Regions from separate parts of the Homo sapiens genome. Here region 1 is linked to region 2. Evidence: chromatin contacts called from ENCODE Hi-C or POLR2A ChIA-PET data. All regions are on one chromosome and are shown on one strand. The core of a region is the stretch at or near the end of the contact, and the rest is flanking DNA. Distances in the headings are between cores, read along the strand shown. Region 1 overlaps RAD51B (RAD51 paralog B). Region 2 has its middle 21 kb from the start of ZFP36L1.

Evidence for each region. A loop is a pair of places that touch in the nucleus more often than their neighbours do. ChIA-PET counts read pairs that join two places held with the same protein, here RNA polymerase II (POLR2A). Pooled maps may share reads with other maps.
Region 1: a loop to region 2 is called in a map of right cardiac atrium, with 1.8 times the contacts of the local background. The contact joins two enhancer-like sites. A Hi-C loop is called at or near these places in 20 of 168 maps with a recorded cell type or tissue (B cell, CD4-positive, alpha-beta T cell, CD8-positive, alpha-beta T cell and 16 more), 12 of 37 single-sample maps with no recorded cell type and 23 of 50 pooled maps. POLR2A ChIA-PET finds 5 or more read pairs at or near these places in 9 of 52 experiments (B cell, CD4-positive, alpha-beta T cell, CD4-positive, alpha-beta memory T cell and 6 more).

Annotation. Positions count from the first base shown.
Region 1 is chr14:68,391,596-68,394,295 of GRCh38, reverse strand. The region is part of intron 8 of RAD51B (RAD51 paralog B); the gene reads right to left. Among named protein-coding and RNA genes, the nearest start is that of RAD51B-AS1, 290 kb to the left of the region's middle. Within about 2 kb of position 1,440, at least 24 of the 41 ENCODE cell types and tissues checked have a DNase peak (open chromatin) inside an H3K27ac peak, as active enhancers do; they include heart left ventricle and sigmoid colon, where a contact is called at or near this core.
Region 2 is chr14:68,770,532-68,773,231 of GRCh38, reverse strand. No RefSeq gene overlaps it. Among named protein-coding and RNA genes, the nearest start is that of ZFP36L1, 21 kb to the left of the region's middle. Within about 2 kb of position 1,356, at least 13 of the 41 ENCODE cell types and tissues checked have a DNase peak (open chromatin) inside an H3K27ac peak, as active enhancers do; they include heart left ventricle and sigmoid colon, where a contact is called at or near this core.

The DNA of each region.
Region 1 (2,700 bases), core at 191-2,690, 380 kb after region 2:
CCTGGAGGGAAAAGCCCAGCAGCCCCTGCAGATGGAGGCCTGAGAACTTGGGAAGGTGGGGAAGGGTTTGCGGAAGCAGCGATTACAAAGAGGCTCATAAACTTTAGGGGACAAAGATGCAATCACTGTAATTTCCTTAACTTAACTTTGATCAGAGAAATTATCATTCCAAATGACATCTTGACCTCTCCCTACACCTGCAGAAGATGTTGATAAAATTCAGCCCTGCTCCTGCCGACTAAAGAGGGAGCCACCTTCTGCCTGGCTCACTGTTCAGTCAGCCCACAGAGACTGCACAAGTTCAAAACAAAATTCCCCCAGTTCTTCTCTTCCTCTGTCTTCTTCCCTGGCCCTAAAAATGAGAAAGACCTGAATTTGGGGCAGACGGTCTTTCAAACAGTGGGGCAGGAGTTTGCAGAAACAGATCCCTCATCAGAACAATCTTTTGGAAACATTCCCACACATTTCAGGGCCCCAAAAACATCACCCTCTGTGAGAGTAAAGGAAGTTAAAAGGGGGCCCTAAATATATTTAGTGACCTGGCAAGTTCACCTTTACCTGGGGCTAGGCCTCCATTGCCATGTCAAAGAGCCACCAAGCCCCACGTTTTGCACTGTAGATGCATCTGAGTCACTGAGAAAATTCCCATGGAGCGGCTCAATAAAAAAAGATCAACCATGATAAAGACCTTGCCTTTTATTTCCCTGCTTCAACCAAATTGCTCCCCAGGCGCTTTAGATTTAGAAGCTCTACTAATCAACCTTATAAACAGCAGCCCAGCCACTGCATAGAAATTACTTTGTATAGCTCCTAAGCGAAATTACCCCAGGGGATAGAAGATGCCCAAGGCTTTAACAATCACACCATAACACAGCCTCAGTATGAGAATAGAGGACAAGCACACTTTGACATCCCAATTGAAACTCCGGGCTGAATCCGACATAGAAGAATGTAATTACCTTTCCTAGTTTGACGGTGCACTGAAGAAACTGGAGAAGCGGAATACCTATTAGGTTCCCACTAATCCTCCTCCTAAATTCAAAGCAGGGCTAGTCCCTGGAATTCATTTCTGAGTATCCTTACTCTCTGCTATTGTTAAATAGCTCAATTGATAAGTCCTTCCAGCTAATAATGTTTTCCACGGAGCTCACCCCCTCCTCTTTCCCAGCAGCTCAAAGCACTTTACAAATATCACCTCATTATTCTTTATAACACTCAAGTGAGCCTGATAGGTGGAAAGGTTAATTATCTTCTCCTTCCCAATAGGGGAAATAGACAAAGGAAGGAGAAGTGACTCGCTGAAGCCAGCAAAGCAGAGGCAGAACTGGAACTAAAACTCAGCCATTCTCCTGACTCCAAACACACACATGTCCTATGTCAGCTTGTAAAGCTGTTCTGCTGACAGGGCAGGATTTTCTCGGCGTGGGCTGTGTTGTAATCAACAGGTCTGCAGAACTGGGGCACCAGGCTGGAGGGGAAAGGGCATGAGTCGAAATGGGGAGGCCCCACTCAAACAGCCTTCACTAGTATGGACCAGTTTCTTTACCTCCGAATCTCAGTGTCCTCCTCGGAAAAGGAGGTGTGTAGATTATAGGATCTTTCAGGTTCCTCCCAGCTCTTAGGTAATTGGTGAAGTGAGAGTTTCAAAAGAGGGTTCTATTATTCACCAGCCCCTTGTGATCACGTGGGCCTCATTCCTCTTGTAAGCCTGAAATAGCATCTTTGTTTATAGAGTGCCCTATGTCATCCACTGTCCACCCAGTGGGGATCAAATCATTCAGTTCAAAGTGGCAAATGGGAGAGAGAGTCCTATAGGGCATCAAGGCCAAGCACTAAAGAGATATGGAGACAGGCAGGGAGCAGGAAGACAGAAGACTAGAAGGGTCATAAAAGGAAGAATTGGCAAACAACATCTTGAGCTGTGCCTTGGTCCTCACCAGGGCACCCCCTACATTCCAAGGAACCTATGACAAGCCTTCCGAAGCATAAGAAGATTCCAAAAAAACAGGGTTTGCTTGGGTTTTTCTAAATACAGGATTTACTTGCCAACCCCAAAACCCAAGTGAACAATGCCCCAATGTACCCTGTAGTGGTGGTTTTCCATTTAAACAGAATTTGATTTTAATGAAATAACATTGATGTACCTTCCTCAAGTTAATTAAAACCAGATTATACAGGTGGTGCCATAGTTTGTAATTTGTATTGCTTGAGCCAGATAAACCTGAGCCTTTAGAAAACCTGTAGTATTTCATCTCTCTGATTTTCTACACTTTCTCTTCCTAAATGATGCTTTGCTACTCCTCATTTGCCATAAAGTGAGTTGGAGAGAGAGGACATTTAGTAAAACCAACATTTATTTGTAGGGGAAGCAGCCCCCGCAACCAGAATAATGACCTTGGAAATGGTTTTGTGTGATGGGGCGATTGCAGTGACTGGATATAAAGGACTGACTGTGCAGCTGCCAGAAAGAAACACATTTTTGTAATATCTGAGTTGTTTCTATTGGCCTGGTCTGCCTTGCATTCACCATGGGAACTGAGTCAACAAGTTTGCTTGCTTTTCTTTCATACAGAGCATTTTTTTTCCACATACAGGGTAAAAGGAATAAAGAATAGATATCCCCTGAAAGTCAAAGGCTTCATGATAAAAAAAAAATGGGTATAATGTTATTATTTATCTCCAAGTCCAGTTGTAAAGGCA
Region 2 (2,700 bases), core at 107-2,606:
ACATCCTCAATGAGTGACAGCTTACCTCCTCCAGCCCATACAGCCCTCCCCTCCCCACATAGGGCCAGTGTCTTAGCATCTTCCTCCCCGCCAACCACCGACTCTGGGTGGTGGGTGCCCAGTGTTGAGTCAGGGAACTTGGGAAGCTGCAGGGTTAACAGGCCCATCATCCCCTGCTGTTAATTTCACTAGAAGCACTGTTAGGGGAGAGCAATCTTACGGTGCCTATCTACCTACTATGCAGCAGGAAGTACATTTTGAAGATTAGTATTTTTTATCTTTCAAAACAACGCAAAGAAATTTTTGCTTGTCGCAGGTGTTTTCAGAGACAGCCCTGAATCTTCTAGAGATGTCTCCTCAGCAGGCTGTGGGTTTCATTGCTGAAATACAACCCTCATTATCTGAAAAGCTCATTGGGTATCTACCATATGTCCCAGGACAATGTGCCACGCTGGTGTTTTTCTCATGTATTATTAGATAACTTTCCTCATCTTTACATTGCTGTTAGGTTACACCCTCCTTGAAGCTCTTGTAGTAAATAATAGCACGTACCTACTATGTGCCAAGAGTGGGGCTCAGACAAGTGTCAGGCAAGCGAGGGGCCTAGTGTACAAAATTTAAGGAGGCATTCAGCTGCTGACCCTGAGACTGAGTGCCTGGTCCTTTGTGAGTGCCGCTGTCACCCTGGTCCCACCCTGGCCAGGTTCTTTTTTATTATTTTATTTTATTATTTCTTTTTTAGAGACAGGGTATCCCTATGTTGCCAGGGCTGGTTTCAAACTCTGGGTTCAAGCGATCCACCCACCTTGGCCTCCCAAAGTGCTGGGATTACAGGTGTGAGCCACCTCACCCAGTCTACCCTGGCTAGGTTCTTTACATATATATATATATCCTATTATCTTCACAATGGTCTCATTTTACAGATGGGCAAGACCTGAAGCATATGCTGGTTAAGAAGCTTGCCCAAGGTCACACAGCTGGTTCCAGCAACCTGCTGGTGAACACTGACATTATGGTATTTGGATTTACAACAGCCCTGAGAAGTAATTGGTCCTATATAATATTGGTTCATGAGCACTGATTGCTCGATTTTCAGGCATTTTGGAAATCAGCGGTTAAACACAGCCATTATTAAAGATGAAATTATATAAGCTTAATCAATTGTATTAAAAACAAATGTAATAACTACCCCAAACTCATCATTTCCTAGTTCTCCTGTGTTCCCTGTCCAAGGGCAAGGCAGAGTGGCTGCTGCTTTGGAGCAAAAAAAAAATCCCTTCTCTGTAGGGCAGGCAGAGGCAGGCTCCTCCCTGCACCAGCCGGAAGCCACTTCTTCCTGTCATTCTCCAGTGCGGATACACTGTAGGAAATGGCCACCAAGGCCGCAAGCAAGAAAAACACCCGCTTCCCATGCTCCCAACATGGGCGGTAGAAAGCGGTAGAAAGCTCCAGGCTGCAGCTCCCCGAGACCTCTCCCTGGGTTCGAGGAGAAACAGACTTTCCACTGAAGTGACACGCTGTAACCCACAGTTTGAATGTTTGGATGGGAGGAGCTTTCACCCTGAGGCTGGAGAAGCAGCCGGTCTACAAGAGAGAACTAGGCTTTGGGTACCTGAGAGGCCTGGGTTTGAATCTTGCCTCTGCCTGGGTGGCCTCGGTCAAGGCATTGAACTTCTCCTTGCCACGCTGGGTGGCCTCGGTCAAGACATTTTGCCACACTGGTTGGCCTTGGTCAAGGCATTTAACTTCTGCTTGCCTTAGTTTTTCCAGCTGTAAAACGGGAGAATACCCACCTTATGGACTCTTATGGAGTTGTTGTTGAAAAATCAAAGACATTGTGTAGAAAGCATTCTAAGACATACATGATGGAAGGCGTGGAATAAATGTGAAATGAGTGAATACCAATAACAGTTATGTGCCAGCCACCATGCTAGGCAAGGAGGATTCCAATGTGAGTGGACAGGAGTGCTGACTCCAGGACTCTCAGTGCAGAGAGGCAGGGAAACAGAGAAGGTGATGGTGGGAGGGCTGGTGCTTTGGTAGCAGCGTGGGGAAAGAGCAGGGAGCACCGGGGTGGGTTCTAACTTACCCTGCCCAGCCACTCTCAGAACAAGCATTTCCTGAGATCTACTATGTGTCTGTGGATATTACCCGGGGTGCAGCTATGACTATGACACAGTCCCTTTTCTTTCAGAAACAGCACTAACAGGCATGAAAGGTGAAATGATTACACAGGCAAGAAAACGCTTAAAGATCAAGGTAGAAGAAATTATAGAGCGAGGAATGTAGTGCCGGACCACTGGAGAGGGCTAAGTAGACAGGGAGGGGCCTCCATTCAGACTTGCTAGAGAGGCTGGCAGGTGAGGGTCCTCTGGGAAGGCCTGCAGTTCTTCTCTGGCTTGTTTTAGCAAAGTGGAGGAGAGGGGAGCGGCAGGGCTGGAGTTTGCCTTCTGCTGTGGTGACGATGCTCTGAGTGTCCAGCTGCTCTTCCCATCCTTGCTGCCGCTGGACTGCCTCTCTCCCTGCCACAGCTTGAGCCCAGGGCTGAAGCACCGCTGGACCTGTCTCCACGGGACCCTGAGGCCAAGCCAGAACACTAACTTGCCACAGTGTCCCTAATCACACTGATTTGGTGTGCTGCAGACATGCAGAGAGAGGGAGTATAGATGCTCAATTAAATCCTTTTCAGGAGAGAGGACA